Regions from separate parts of the Homo sapiens genome. Here region 1 is linked to region 2. Evidence: read pairs that join two places in POLR2A ChIA-PET (ENCODE). Cell type or tissue: PC-9. All regions are shown on one strand. Links, peaks and the distances in the headings refer to the core of each region. The heading gives the core; the rest is flanking DNA.

Evidence for each region. ChIA-PET counts read pairs that join two places held together with the same protein. Peaks named below come from ENCODE experiments on the same cell type or tissue, not always from the same donor. Only the 100,000 strongest peaks of a DNase experiment are listed, where the experiment ranks them.
Region 1: POLR2A ChIA-PET joins it to region 2 with 17 read pairs; 3 of 35 experiments call an interaction of 5 or more read pairs at or near these places.

What each region holds. Positions count from the first base shown.
Region 1 is chr5:176,824,938-176,834,275 of GRCh38, forward strand. The region is part of intron 1 of UNC5A (unc-5 netrin receptor A); the gene reads left to right. Among named protein-coding and RNA genes, the nearest start is that of UNC5A, 19 kb to the left of the region's middle. RefSeq lists an enhancer at 5,265-6,221. In PC-9, for the core only: no CTCF peak of the experiment used is centred there; no DNase peak of the experiment used is centred there.
Region 2 is chr5:176,891,363-176,898,211 of GRCh38, forward strand. It overlaps HK3 (hexokinase 3), which reads right to left. Exons shown (of 19, transcript NM_002115.3): 2 at 4,702-4,823; 3 at 26-188. The coding sequence starts at 4,797. Among named protein-coding and RNA genes, the nearest start is that of HK3, 4.6 kb to the right of the region's middle. In PC-9, for the core only: no CTCF peak of the experiment used is centred there; no DNase peak of the experiment used is centred there.

The DNA.
Region 1 (9,338 bases), core at 4,925-7,424, 66 kb before region 2:
CTCCCCACCCTGTGCACAGTGCTTGGTGGGTGTCAGGTACTGAGGCCATGGGCAGGGCCATCCCTCTCCTTCCCTCCCTCCCAGCTCTTGGAGTCTGCATTTGGGGCCTTAGATTTCGCCTGTTCAGTTTGAAGTGGTGGAGGATAGTCAGGTGGAAACATCTAAAAGATAATTGGAAACTGGGAGTGGCACTTTCAGATGCAATAAGGGTGGGAAGTGGAGTTGAGAGACCCTTTCATAAGGAGCTGATCACCGACATGCATGAGCTCGAATCCCATTCAAAGAGGATGATTAGGGAATGGCCATGGCTGGGGTGGAAAGGAGGATTCAGGGGACAATTTTGAGGAAGCCAAAAGGGGGCCCGGGAGAGAGCAGTAGGGGCCCAGGAGTGTGTGTAAGGTTTTGAGCAGGAGGGGAGGCAGCCTTGAGGAAGGCTTTGGCGAAGGACCCGCCGATGAGGCCTGGAGGACACGCTGGGAGGAGGCAGGGAGAGCGGCCGGAGGACGCTGTGCTCAGAAGCAGCAGGAGTGAACTGGGACAGTGTGAACAGTGTAGACAGACAGGACACAGAGGCCATTTGGAATCTGCAGAGCATGGAAGGATACCAGGTAGAAAAGGCACAGGATGCAGTGAAGGTTTCAGGGAGAAACTTGGGAAAGGGGGGCGAGGGCAGGACAAGCATACTTGCTGAGCACTGGCGATGTACTTGCACGAAAGCTCTCGATGGGTAGCTCAGAGGTGAGTGACGTGCCCACATCCCACAGCTACCATGGCAGAGCTAGGTGCCAGCCCCAGCTCCATGGCAGCAAAATGGGCAGAAGGTCCAGAGCCTCATAAAGCTTTTAAGAGAAGCAGAGGGGATGGGCTGAGGGACAAAGCTAGGTGACAATGGCACCTGAGCCATTAAATAAACATTTATTGAGCACCTGCTGGCGCCAGGCCCGGCGTCAGGTGCCACAGATGAGCATGAGGGCCGTGTGACCATGAGGGAGCTGGAAGCAGGGGCATGCTGGGTAGCCAGTGAGACAGGACAGTCCTGGAAGAGGTGACACTTGAACTGAGACCTGAATGACAGAAGGAGCAGGCTGCGGGTGCAGCAAAGGGCCTACTCTGGTCTGGTCACAGGGAATGTGGAGCTGGGTGAGGAGAGGTGTGATGACTTGTGTCTGTGTTCATTTATACATGCATAGAAGCCACCTCTGCTTCCAGAGACGCACAGCAGGAGGGGCTGAGGGCACATTTGCTAGGGTTAGCTGGTCGGAGGGGGCCTGGCTCCCAGACCTGCTCTGCTGCTACAGCACAAGCCCAGGCCAGATACACTCTTCTGCCCCATCTATGAAATGGGAAGAATGACTGGGCCTGGGCTATCATGGAGCGGATCCTGAGGCCTGGGACAGGGGCAAGGGTAGAAGCCATGGGAGGGCGCAGGGAGCAGGCCAGGCAGGCTACTTCCACCCTTCGCAGGCCTCAGCAACCCCAGGATCAAACAGTAACTGGTAAAATGAGCTTAGTCCAACCGATGAAGTTGGACTTTGATGCATATATATTTTTTCTTTCCATTTTTTTAATTCTTCTTTGCCATTTTTTAATCAAGGTGAAATTCACGTAACATAAAATTAACCGTTTTAAGTGCACAATTCATTGGCATTGAGTACATTCACAATGTTATGCGACCATCACTTCTATCTAGTTTCCAAACTTTTTTTTTTTTTTTTTTTTTTTTGAGACAGTCTTGCTCTGTTGCCCAGGCTGGAGTGCAGTGGCACGATCTCGGCTCTCTGCAAGCTCCATCTCCCGGGTTCACGCCATTCTCCTGCCTCAGCCTCCCGAGTAGCTGGGACTACAGGCGCCCGCCACCATGCCCAGCTATTTTTTGTATTTTTGGTAGAGACGGGATTTCACTGTGTTTGCCAGGATGGTCTCTATCTCCTGACCTCGTGATCTGCCCGTCTCGGCCTCCCAAAGTGCTGGGAATACAGGCGTGAGCCACCGCGCCCGGCCCAAACATTTTCATCAGAACAAAGGAGACCCCATTAAGCAGTCACTCCCCATTCTCCCCTTGCCCCAGCCCCTGGCAAACAGCAACTTGCTTTCTGTCTCTACGGACTTGTCTATTATGATATTTCATGTAAATGGAATCATGTAATTTGTGGTCCTCTGTGCCTGGCCTCTTTCGCTTAGCATAATGTGCTCCAGGTTCATCCGTGTTGTAGCATGAAAGCATGCATCACTGCTTCATTCCTTTTTTTTTTTTTTTTTTTTTGAGACAGAGCCTTACTCTGTCGCCCAGGCTGGAGTGCAGTGGCACAATATTGGCTCACTGCAACCTCCGCCTCCCAGGTTCAAGCGATTCTCCTGCCTCAGCCTCCCGAGTAGCTGGGATTACAGGCATGCACCACCACGCCCAGCCAATTTTTGTATTTTTAGTAGGGACGGGGTTTCACCATGTTGGCCAGGCTGATCTCAAACTCTTGACCTCAAATAATCCACCCACCTCGGCCTCCCAAAGTGCTGGGATTACAGGTGTGAGCCACCATGCCCAGCCTTCATTCCTTTTTGTGGTTAAATAATATTTCATTGTATGGATGGACCACATTTGGTTTATCCATTCACCCATTGGTAGACATTTGGGTCGTTTCTACCTTTTGGCGACTGAATAAGCTGTTTTGAACATTTGGGTACAAGTATCTGTTTAAAGACCTGTTTTCAGTTCTGTTGGGCATACACCTAGGAGTGGAATTGCTGGGTCATACGGTAACTATGTTGAACTTCCTGAGGAACTGCCAAACTATTTTCCTTAACAACTGCACCATTTTACATTCTCACTAGCAATAACGAGGGTTCCAGTTTCTCCATGTCCTGATTCTTATATTTGAAGTGTTAAATTCTTGCAAACATTTTTCTCATGTCTTGGTGCTCCTGCTTTGCTGGTGCCTGAATCTGTGCGTGGCCACCAGGTTAGCCTGGTGTAGGTCTCGTGGTTCAAGATTGGCAACAGAGGACCGGAGAGGAGACCAAGCAGCTGGGAGCCCCCAGAGGTGCAGCTAGCTGTAGGGTCAGAGCGGGTCTGGGCCTCTCTCAGCCCTCTCGGACCCTGTGGACCCTGTTTCCCTCTGCAAGCCCCCTTTTGTCCTCCTTCCCCCTCCTCCACACCCACCCCCAGCCAGGAGCTGCCCTCTCTGCCCCTCTGTGCTGCCGTTTTGTGTGTGTGTCTTGTCACCAGGATAAATGCGGCTACAAACAATGCGGCAGGCTGGGTGCTAATTTGTCAGACGCAGTGCGCGGCTGTGATTCCGAATACATTAACATTTTCACATGAAATCATTTCAATTTTTAGTGATTAAGAGGTATTTGTTTTAAAGCATCAGGGTGATTTGCTGCAGACCTGGGGGGCAGTGGGGGTGAGGGAGCCCCGAGTGTGATGTCACTCATGGCATCAGTGTGGGGAGTCACCACTCCACACCCACCTGTGCCCACCCTGCGCTTCCTGGGCATGGGGCTGGAGGTGGCAGGACCAGGGAGTAGGAATCAGGGGACCCAAGAGTCCCTTGAGGGCACGGAGGCCCAGAAGCCTCAGCCCCCCCATCTTCCCCTGGCTTCCCTGGGTTGTTTGGCCTCACTCAAATATCGCCTCCTCAGCGAGGTTCCCCCTGGGCCTCCAACCTCAAGTAGCAGCCTGTCACTCTCTGCTTTAGCTTCTTCATGGCGTTTATCCACATTGGAGATGACTTTCTTGACTTACTTACTTGTTTATGTTCTGTACCACCCCCAGTTAAAACACACGCTTCTTGAGGGCAGGGACTATGGCCTGCTCATGCTCACTGCTCGTTCATGGATGGATGGATGGGTGATTGGATGGCTGGGTGGATGGGTGGATGGGTGGATGGGTGGAGGTATGAAAGATGGATGGGGGCTGGGCGCGGTGGCTCATGCCTGTAATTCCAGCACTTTGGGAGGCCGAGGTGGGCGGACCACAAGGTCAAGAGTTCGAGACCAGCCTGACCAACATGGTAAAACCCCATCTCTACTAAAAATACAAAAATTAGACAGGTGTGGTGGTGCGCCTGTAATTCCAGCCACTCAGGAGGCTGAGGCAGGAGAATCAATTGAACTGAACCTGGGAGGCTGACATTGCAGTGAGCGGAGATCGCGCTGCTGCACTCCAGCCTGGGCAACAGAGCGAGACTCCATCTCAAAAAAAAAAAAAAAAAGAAAGAAAGATGGATGGATGGATGGATGGATGGATGGATGGATGGATGGATGGATGGTTGGATGGATGGGTGGATGTATGAAAGATGGATGGATGGATGGATGGGTGGATGGATGGGTGGCTGGATGGATGGATGGATAAAGTGGGTGGATGGGTGGATGGATGAATGGATGTATGAAATATGGATGGATGGATGGATGGATGGATGGATGGATGGATGGATAAAGTGGGTGGATGGGTGGATGGATGGGTGGATGTATGAAAGATGAATGGATGGATGGATGGATGGATGGATGGATAAAGTGGGTGGATGGTTGGGTGGGTGGGTGGATGGTTGGGTGGGTGGATGGATGGATAAAGTGGGTGGATGGGTGGATGGATGGGTGGTTGGATGGATGGGTGGACGTATGAAAGATGGATGGATGGATGGATGGATAAAGTAGGTGGATGGATGGGTGGGTGGATGGGTGGGAGGTGGATGGATGGGTAGATAGACAAGTAGATATATGGATGGATGGATCAATGGGAGGGAAGGTGGATGATTGTTCACGGGGCACAGAAGACTCCCTTGCCATATTGGGCATCCTATCATCCCTGAATCAGTCCCTCAAGTCCCCAGGCAGGCCACCTTGGGTGTGCCAGGCTTCTCTACACCTGGGAAGTACAAGTTCATTACCACGGGGCTGGTTCATTACCACAGGCCTCCAACCCTCTCACTTCCACATCACTGCTCCTTTTTTTTTTTGAGATGGAATCTTGTTCTGTCTCCCACACTGGAGTACAGTGGCGTGATCTCGGCTCACTGCAACCTCCACCTCTCTGGTTCAAGCAATTCTCCCACCTTGGCCTCCCGAGTAGCTGGGATTAAAGGGGTGTGCCACCATGCCCAGCTAATTTTTGTATTTTTAATAGAGATGGGGTTTTGCCATGTTGGACAGGCTAGTCACAAAACTTTTACTCTTTAAAGCCTGTCCCTGTCACCTTCCTCTCTGGGTGCCATGAGAACCGCTCTAAGGGGCTCCCTAGGCCTTCAGACAGACCACCTCCGCCAGGTCTCAGCTGTTGCCAGTCGTCTTGGCTGGGGACCCTCTACTCCCTTCCCAGGAGCTCCCAAGCAGGGTGGCCCTCTCCAGAGCAGCTCACAGTGCGCTAAAGCCTGGGCTGGAGGATGTGCCTCCATGGGGCATGGGTGCGGTGTGCGCCTGCTTGTATGCTGGCATGTGTGTGTGTGTTGTGCGTGTGTGTGCTGGTGTGTGTGTGCCAGTGCGTGTGTGTGCTGCTGTGTGCTGGCATGTGTGTGTGTGTGTTGTGCGTGTGTGTGTGCTGGTGTGTGTGTGCCGGCGTATGTGTGTGCTGCTGTGTGCTGGCATGTGTGTGTGTGGGTGTTGGTGTGTGTGCATGTGCATGTGTCCTGGTGTGTGTGTGTGTGTGTGCGCGTGCTGGTGTGTGCATGCTGGTGTGTGTGTGCGCTGGCGTGTGTGTGTGTGCGCTGGCGTGTGCATTTGTGTGTGTGTGCTGGTGTGTGTGGGAGTGTGTGCTGGCATGTGTGTGCACTGGCGCGTGTGTGTGCTGGCATGTATGTGTGGGTGTGCTGGTGTGTGTGCGCTGGCGTGTGTGTAGGTGTGTGTGTACTGGCGTGTGTGTGCTGGCATGTGTGTGTGCGTGTGTGTGCGCTGGCATGTATGTGCTGGCATGTGTGTGTGCTGGCGTGTGTGTGTGCGCTGGTGTGTGTGTGGGTGTATGTGCTGGCGTGTGTGTATGTGCCGGCGTGTGTGTGGGTGTGTGTGTGCTGGCCTGTGTGTATGTGCCGGCGTGTGTGTGTGCTGGTGTGTGTGTGTGTGAGATGGGAGGTGATCAGGCCTTTGCCCAGTTCCTGCAGCCTCGCTCTGTGGTGGCCACACAGAAGCCCGTTCCTCATCCTTCTGTTGCCCCACCCCCCACCTCCGTGCCTCGGGTCAAACCCCTCCCTCACCTACCCCAGTGAAAGGAAAATAACTAGAAGCTTTTATCGTTCTGCAGAAGCAACATCAGAAAACAATTATTGTTTTAATTACCTGCTGTCGCCATACAAGACAGGGAGGTTGTAAAGTGTGATAAAATCTTTCATGTTAATGGACTGCCAGCCCGGGCCAGGGCTCGATTTATGGGGCTGCAGCTGGTAACTCCAGGCAGCTGTATGGAACCCCCAGGGCCCCTCTCCCTGTCCCTGGGGCCAGGGCTCCAATGCCAGGGACCTGGCACCCCTTTTGTTCATCACATTTTACCCAACACAGCGGGGATACTGGCCTTCTCTGCGCAGGAATGCTCAAGGCCAGCACGCATCCAGGTGTGACCTGGGGGCTCCATTCCTTAGGAAGGCAAGCCTTGGGCTGGCCCCTCTTTCTGCCCCATGGAAGGGGCCTAGCCGTGGGCTGGGCTGGTTTTCCCTGACAGGCCCTCTCGCCACCACTCGGCTCTGCTGTGCACCACCTTGGACCCTCCTGCAGTGCCCAGAGCGGGGCTTCCCCATAAGCACAGTGACCTCACACCTGTCTCCTCGTCTCCTGCCCACCTCCACCTCCCAGAGCTGACCCCTGGCCGCTGCTTCCTGACTGAAGTCCTCATCTGTCTGCTCTCAACCCACCCATCCCCACTGCTGTACCCACCATCTTCCCAAAGCCCACTCAAGCTGGTCCCTCCTCAGGTACCAACCTTATTTTCTCCTAAGCACTTTCACTTTCACACACTTTCTCTCTCTCTTTTTTTTTTTTTTTTTTTTTTTTTTTTTGAGACAGAGTCTCACTCTGTTGCCCAGGCTGGAGTGCTGTGGTGCAATCTCGGCTCTCTGCAACCTCCACCTACCTGGCTCAAGTGATTCTCATGCCTCATCCTCCCGAGTAGCTGGGACTACAGGTGCCTGCAACCACGCCTGGCTAATTTTTGTATTTTTATTAGAGACGGGGTTTCACCATGTCGGCCAGGCTGGTCTCGAACTCCTGACTTCAGGTGATCCACCCAGCTCAGCCTCCCAAAGTGCTGGGATTGCAGGCGTGCGCCACCATGCCTGGCCTCACACTTTCTCACTGAAGCCTCAATGCAGAGTTTGGAGGAGGTGCCGTTATTATGCTCCCGTTTTAGAGATGCAGTAAATGAGCTGTGGAGAAGTCAGGTGTTTGGCTGGCAGTCTGATTTCACAGGGCTGGAGTGAGGACTTAATGGGGTGACAGTTGTGAAATGCTTAGGACAATGGCAGGAGCAAAGTCCACGCCTGATCCAAGCTAGCTCTCGTAGTAATTCTTTTTGCTTCTATTGCTGTTCACCCTGGAGCAAGTCACTTATCTGCTTGAATCATGCCTCACTTTCCACATCTGAAGGATGGGGACAGCAGTCACCTAGCCTCTAGGATGAGAGGATCAGAGAAGGCCCTGTGTGGTGTGTGGTGAGAACACAGGACCCCTCAGCTGCCGCTGCTGCTATGACCATGTAATGGTGGAGGAAGCTCAGGTTGGGAAGCTAAGTTGGGTCCACCTTATACAAGGCCCTTCATGGCACACCAAGGGGTGTTGAGCCATTCTAGGGATGGTAGGGAGCTGCTGAAGATTTTCAATCAGGAAAGCAGTGGACTCAGATCTGAGTTTTAGAAGGATGGCAGTGGCAAGCTGAAGCTGGTTGGGCAAGAGGGAGCCGTTGGTACTCGAGTGATCTCCAAATGAGGACTCCAGATGATCTCCAGATGAGTCCTCCAAATGAGGACTGACGAGGCCATGACAGGCAGAGGTGGAGGCAGGGACAGAACTGGATGGCCAGGGCTTGGTCAGCCCTTGGGCAGAGGAGGAACGAAAGGAGGCTCATGCCTTCTTAAATCCTCCATTCCCTCCCCAGTGCCACACACAGGACTGGCACGTGTGGTAGCCACTCTCAAACCCAGGATGCAGGTAGCTGGCCAAGGTCAGGAAACAGCAAGACCCTCTCAGGCCGAGGCCAAGTTGGAGTTGAGAGGAACCCAACTCAGAATCTTTTTTTCCTTCCAACTTTTACTTTAGGTTCAAGGTGGTGCGTGTGCAGGATTGTTACATGGGTGCATTGTGTGTGCTGGGGTTTGGCATACAAGTGATTTAGTCGCCTAGGTAGTGAGGACAGTGCCTGATGGGTAGTTTTTCCGTCCTCACCCTCCTCCCACCCTCCACCCTCAAGTAAGCCCTGTGTCTGTTGTTTCCCTCTGTGTGTCCATGTGTACTCAATATTTAGCTCCCACTTAAGTGAGAACATGGTTTTCTCTTCCGGCATTAATTCACTTAGGATAATGGCCTCCGGCTGCATCCATGTGGAGCAAAGGACATGATTTCATTCTTTTTTATGGCTGTTTAGTATTCCATGGTATATATGTACCACATGTTCTTTATCCAGTCCACGCCAGCCCACAATCTTTAGGCCATGGCCTGGGACTCAGGTGGGGCCTCCCTAGGCACCTGCAGGACCCCAGCTTCCTCTCCCTGACAGGTTCAAGCATAGCCCATGAGTCTCTGCCCTTTGTGGCTGCACTCATTAGCTCAGTCACACAGCCTCTTTTTTTATCTTTTTTCTTTCTTTTTTTTTTTTTTGAGACGGAGTCTTGCTCTGTCGCCAGGCTGGAGTGCAGTGGTGCGGTCTCCGCTCACTGCAAGCTCCACCTCCTGGGTTCGCGCCATTTTCCTGCCTCAGCCTCCCGAGTAGCTGGGACTACAGGCGCCCACCACTACGCCCAGCTCATTTTTGTATTAGTAGAGACGGGGTTTCACCATGTTAGCCAGGATGATCTCAAACTCCTGACTTCATGATCTGCCCGCCTCGGCCTCCCAAAGTGCTGGGATTACAGGTGTGAGCCACCGCACCCGGCCCAGTCACACAGCCTCTTATTCTCTCATTCATCAACTTAGGTCTTCAGTAAATGTTTGTGGAGTGCCGCATCTGTGCTGGGCTCTAAGCTGGCACTGGGGAGGTGGAGCACCGCGGAGCTGTGTGTGTGACCTCCAGGAGCTGATACTCCAGTGGAGGGGATGCAGTGCACCAGTGAACCAATGAAGAAATTAAATAATTACACACTGCCGGGAGTATGGAAGAGAACAAAGGAGCTGAGACAGGGCCCCCTGCCCGTCCCTGTCCTGTCTGC
Region 2 (6,849 bases), core at 4,350-6,849:
ACGCATCTCAATCTATGATACCCACCAGTGCCATGTGGGGTGGACCCCACGTATGTAGGCAGCATCCGGACCGCAGGGGCAGGGCTGGCCTGTCCCCTCAGCGCCTGCTCCATGGAACCCAAGAGGCTGGCTTGGATCTGCTGTAGCTGTGCCCTTGTCACCTTGAACTGCTGCAGGCACTCCTGCACCTGGGGAGAAACAGGCCAACATCTGGGAAGGAGCACCATTGGGCTGGCCAGACTCCCCACCTCCAAACAAGGCAGAGGCCTGCCCTGCCCAGCCCACTCCTCGGCTCTTCATACACCCTGACTCTCTTGCCAACAGCCTGCACCCAGCTCTGGCATCCTCAGAAGGCTCTGTCCTGGAAAGAGAACCCACCTTCTTCCTCCTCCTGCCCCATTACCTCACGGCTCCTTCTCAATTTCTTACATCCTCTACCCTACCCCTCCTCTTCTTTGAATTCAGGGTTTGGCAAGACCTTCTTCCTGCCATACCACTAATGATTGCTCTCTGGCTCCCCAGGACCCACAGCAAGAGTCTCTCAGTGAGTTGTTGTTGAACGAACAAGAGAATAAACAAATGCACGAACAAACTTCAAGTGTTTCCCTCTCCTAATCCACTCTCAGACTCTGAAGCCTGAAAAAGCCCAGCACGAGAGCATTTGGAGACCACACTGCAGAGGATGGTCCTTTTTTCAGTCAGTCATCCTTCCCAAAACATTGCTCCAGCCCTCACTATGCACCCAGCTGTATTCTAAGCACCGCACACACATAACCACCCAAGAAGCAACAAATGCTTTAGATTCCAGGGTGGGAGACAGAAATTAAGCACGTGAACATACAATTTGGTTCCAGTAGTGATGGTGGCTATTAAACGTAGGGGGGCAGGATAAGAAATTAGAGAGTGACCAGGGTAGAAAGAGGTATTTTTAGATATGAGTTCAAGAGGGTTTCCCTGAGGAGGTGATCTAAATGAAGGAAGGGAACAAGCCATTCGAAGATCCAGGGGAAGAGCAAGGGGATGGATTTGGAGAAGACTGATCCGGGAGTGGATCGGAGTCTGAAGGGGCAGGTGAGAAGGCAGGGAAGGCAGAAGCCAGGACACCCCAGGCTGTCACTCCACCAGAAGCCCAGTAGCTTAAGAGCCCCAGGGACCTCATCCCTGTGAGCAAATACCCTCCCCTAGATGACTCTCTCACCCATCCTTCAAAGAAGCCCCAACAGCCTCCCTGGATTCATTGAAGGGTCACAGCCTGGCAACTCCATCCTCCTCAGGCTCAGACTTTCCAAAGCCCCCACTTCCTGTCACACAGGAGTTCCATTTCAATGACCTATTGCCCCAAACTGGACACTTATCTTTGGAATAACAACTCAGGCACCTGGATAATAAGGCCGCTCCAGGGAGGAGAGGCTGGGAGGAGAAGCTGCCAGTTGAGGGAGATAAGGACAACTCAGTCCCACCTCTTGCTTTAGGAAGAGAATGGGAAACAGATCCCTAAGAAGGCGAATCATCCTAACTGGGGTGCCAGATGTCCACTTACACGTTTGCCTTACAGCACATGCTTCCAGCAGCCATGCCTGCTAGGGGTGCCCATGCCCACTCTATCTCACCCTGACCAGGCCTATCTGGTGACAAGGGAAAGAGAAGCTGAAGCCAAGCTGCAGACCCTGTTTGCTCACAGGCTGCACATCCAGGAACTCAGGCAGTGGGCAGCAAAGTCAAAGAGCTGCAGGACAGGCGGGGTCTCAGCCTTGCCCCTCTGAGCCCCAGCTGCCCAAGTGTTAGAAATATGGAAACGGAGACTCCGAGAGGGCAAGTCATCTGCAGGGCCAAGCAGCTGTGAAGGGGCAGGGGAGAATTTGAACCCATATCTACCTGAATGCAGAGATGTTTCTATGTCAATGTGAAGCTTTATAAAACCTAGAAAGTTCCCTTGAAAAGAACTCAAGGCTGATGAAAGTTGCTGGAAAGAAACCCCAGATGATCCGGCTTGAGAAAACTTACAGCTGAGTCCTCGCACTCCCTTTTTCTGGCTCTGCAGTCCTGGGAAAGTCACACCTCTCTCTGAGCCTCAGTCACCTCTTCGTGCAAAACTGAGAAAATAATAGTACTTGGAAGTCCCCCAATGCCAGGGACTATGTCTTGCTCAAGGCTACATCTGAGGGCCACGAGGAGCACCAGCTGGAAGCAGGATTTGTTGATTGGATGGTTGTGGTGGCATAAGAATTAAAGGCTGTAATGTATGTGGAAGTGCCAAGTGCCATTGGGATGGGAGGGGCGTTTTAGTATTGCTTCATGAAAACAGTAGAGTCACGGAGAAGTCAATGGCTTGGGCAAATTGTTTTTCTTCCTTTTCCTCTTGGGCATATTGAGATGTTCGGGAGGAGAGACTAGAAGACAGCAGAACTGCAAGAAAGACAGAAGGACTTCCCTGGCAGATCCTGGTGAGGCACACACAAGCCAGGAGAAGCTATCGGAGCCACCCCTGACACCCCAGGAAGAGCAGGGAGAGACCTCAGACAGAAGAGCAAGGAGAAAGGCATTAGAGAGCATGTGAAGTCCAATGTGGTTTCAACACTGGCTCTTGTCACCAACTTGCTGTGTTGCTGGCCTGGGCCCATCACCTCACCTCTCTGAGCAAGCAACCCCTCTATCTAGCAGGAACAATAGTACCTACTTCTCAGAGATGCCATGAGGACTGAGACGACAGCAAACCTGAAGTGGAGGAACAGTGTCACACATAGGAGATGCTCAGTGGAACACGGATTCCCTGTCCTCAGAGCACAAAGCACACCCAGCCTGGAGAGCCTGACTCCATACCCTCTCTGATGACAAAGAGAAGCCTGGTGGAAGGGGTGGGGAAGGGCCTCTGAGATGGTACTGGGAACTGGCCACACGTGGTTAACTAACTTTTTTCAACCTAAGGTCATGGCAAGGGGAGCACAGGGTAAGGCCTGTGGTGCTGAGTTGGGGGTCCAGGACCATGGGAAATTTGGTGTCCCTGTGAAGTCCCCCAAAGCCGAAAGGGATTCTTTCAACCGCAGGTGTATGTGATGGAGCCAGCAGGGCAGATGTGGGCCTGCACAGGAGTGTCATCAGGGAGGGGCAAGAAGCGAGGGAGGAGATGACAGCAGGCCCTAGAGCCAGTCCTGGCTGGGCAGGCACTGTGGCCCAGCCACCGCTGTCACTCCTGAGGCACGGCTGTGGGTCAGGCACAGAAGAACTGTCTGCAGCAGGGTCTGGGGTACAGGTTGGACAAGGGGGAAGTGGGAGCATGAAATGCAGCGAGGGGTAATGCCTCCACAATCTGGGCAACAAGCCTAGTCAAGTGGATGTCAGAATATGCCAGAAAACTAAAGAAACTGCAGAGAATGACTCAAGTACCCTTTAGTGGGCACCTCCTCTATGCAAGTCCTTTTTTTTTTTTTTTTTTTGACAGAGTCTCGCTCTGTCACCCAGGCTGGAGTGCAGTGGTACGATCTTGGCTCACTGCAAGCTCTGCCTCCCGGGTTCACACCATTCTCCTGCCTCGGCCTCCCGAGTGGCTGGGACTACAGGCGCCTGCCACCATGCCCAGCTAATTTTTTGTATTTTTTAGTACAGACAGGGTTTCACCGTGTTAGCCAGGATGGTCTTGATCTCCTGACCTTGTGGTCCGCTCACCTCGGCCTCCCAAAGTGCTGGGATTACAGGCCTGAGCCACTGCGCCCGGACTTTTTTTTTTTTTTTTTTTGAGATGGAGTTTTGCTCTTGTTGCCCAGGCTGGAGTGCACTGCCACAATTTTGGCTCACTGCAACCTCTGCCTCCCGGGTTCGAGCGATTCTCCTGCCTCAGCCTCCCAAGTAGCTGGGATTACAGGCATGTGCCACCATGCCGGCTAATTTTGTATTTTTAGTAGAGACGGGGTTTCACCATGTTGACCAGACTGGTCTTGAACTCTTGACCTCAGGTGATCCACCTGCCTCGGCCTCCCAAAGTGCTGGGATTACAGGCGTGAGCCACCGCGCCCGGCCATAGGCAAGTCCTTTATCTCCATTAGCCTTCAGGGGGTGGGGAGGATTAGACTTTATTTTCCTCCATTTTACTGATGAGGAAACAGAGACTAAGAGATATGAAATGGCTTACACAAGAGTTTCCTGCTCAAGGGTGTGGTATGAGACAGCTTCTAAATCTTGGTCAAGATGACAGAAAAAGAAGAAACTCACTTCTGAGCAAGCCTCAGGCATGAGTTTGGCACTAAAATCGTCTGTGTGCCTGATTGTAGCGGCTACATTGAGGGAGACATGCAGGAGGAACTGGAGAGGCGGGAAAGGAAAGGTCTCAAGAACACAACTTTTGACCAGATAACCCTGAGAAAGTCCACTCTAGACTGTGTCACCCACTTGGGGCGGGAGCGGCACCTGTGTGGCAAGGTGGCAAAAATGACATGTTTGGAGCTGAAACACCTCAGCTCAAGCTCCTGTCATGTCTTAAACTCAAGTCATAACACTTCTCTATATCCCTCTTCATCACCTGTAAGATGATCAGCCCAACCTTGCAGTTGTTTGGAGCATGAAAGGAGATCGTTACCAGCTCAGATATGAAAAGCTCAGTGGAAAGGGGCTGCATGGGTGAGAGCCCAGGGCCCCATGGCAGCTTCAGTCACGCTGCTCTTGAAGGCCTTAGACAAGCATGAAACAGGAACCCAGTGCTGAACTTACCAGCTCTGAGCTGTCTGAGGGCCCGGGCAAGCCCTCCTCAGAGCAACTCAGGGTTTCTTCCCCCTGCCGCAACCCTGAAGACCCAATGGAGTCCATGAGCTTCCACAGTGGAAGGTGGCCACCTATGGGAGAAAAGGGACAACCTGGGTCAACCATTTACTCTATAGGCCCTAGGAGTCTGTAACCCAGACCAACTTCCTTCCTTCTGAAGGGGACCAGGAAGGAAGCTGGGAGCAGAATTCAGAACCTCCAACCATCAAAGATCCTGTAGCAGTCAACCAGAAGGCCCTTGTTTTTCACAAGCATGTCTAATGAGAGAGCACTGGAAAGGCTGATTTCAGTCCAAATGCCATTCGTTAATTCTGTCATTCATTGACATTCACCAGTTCCTGATGCCTGCTATGCTGGACGTTGTGGTACAGATGAAGCAGACCTAGGCCCTGCCCTCAGGGACCTCACAGTCTCATCAACAATCACAGTATGATTAGCACAGGCAGTGAGCAAGATGGCCACATGTAATAGATGGACATGCTGCTGTGGTTGGGAGGTCAGGGACATGCTAGAGGCTTGGAACAAAGAGGGAACCAAAGACCTGCCAGAGAAGCAGGCAGGCTGGAAAAGGGACAGCCATTGTGCCAGGCTAAGGCACATGAATTTCATCCTGAAGGCAACAGGGGTCATGGACAGGGGTGGATCTGTGCTTCAGAAAGGGGTTCCACTAGTGACCTGACCTTGGACGTCATTTATGACTTCTTTGAATTTCAGCTTCCATCCATAAAACAGGAGGAAATAATATCTACCCTCACAAGGTTGTTGTGAGCACTAAATAGAATAACACCTGGGGAAATGCTTTATGAGATGTAGTGTGCAACATAAACATCAGGTGGGTTTTAACAGTGAAGTGATGCAGAGCAGAAAGAGCCCTGTACTCAGAGGTGGGAACCCTGCTCTCCACAAGGCAGCTGCACCCCATCTCAACCTCCAGGCTTTTCATCTGTGAAATGGGACCAACATGTATCAAAGGGTTGTGTGGGGCAAATGAGATCACGAGAGCAAAGGAACTTGCTCAGATGTGCATTCAGATTTATGTAGTTGAATCTGAACTGAAACTCTATGATTCTCCATTTCCTCTATAACATGAAAAGCTCAGTTCTTGTGAGGATTAAAGGAGTTAGTGGTCCTTTGCACACTGTAAGGAACTGTAGAAATGTCAGATACTTCGCTCATCCGAGCTGGAGGTGGTATTGCTGTTTCCATAGTCCCAAGGGAGCCCTCAGTGAGTCAGGTGCTCTTTAGGGGTGGGGGAAAAGGGAAACACAGCAGAGGGCCCAATATGGGAAGAGACATCTGTCCACTGAGTCACTTTACCTCCCTTCCTTGCAACAGCAGAACTTCTGGAAATATAGTACCTTCCCACCCCTACACTCCCCTCCTTGCCTACTCCCACTATGCTCACTAATTTGCCCTCCACGTGGTCACTGGTGACCTCCTAACTGCCCAATCCCAAGCCTTTTCCTCAGTCCCCACCTCTGCTGCCCTCTCTCAGGCATGCAAAGCCAGTAGTCATTCTCTTTGCTACAGAATTCCCCCTGTCCTTGGCTTTCACGGCCAGTCTCTCCTAGGTCTCCTTCCTGAGTCTCTCGTAGTCTTCATCAGTAATTTCTGTTCCTTCAGACAATGGGGTTCCCAAGTTTCGGTCATGCCCTCCCTCTACACTCCCTTTATCTCGCCCATTCCCAAGGTTTCATTAATAGCTGTGTCAGGGCTCCCAAATCTACCTTTGGCCTCAGCCAAATCCTAAATCCCAGTGGTCTGTTAGACATCACTATCTGGATGGTGGAGAAGCTCCTCAAATTCAACAAAGCCATACTCATTTTTCCATCACCTTACCCCCACAAAGCTCTTCTGTTCTCCACCTTGACTGGAGACATCGAAGTGTGCTCACTCACACGGCCGTTCGGGCTGCCTGCGCGCATCCCTCACCCTCACCTCCTCTATGCAATTGGATCTCAGGCTCTCTAAGAGCTCTCCTCTGCATCCCCTCCTCCCCATTCCCACACACTGCACCAGACCATCCTCCGGCCTGATTATTACAACAGCCTCCTAAACTGATAGCTCTGCTTCTAGTTTCTTCACCTCCTTACCCCA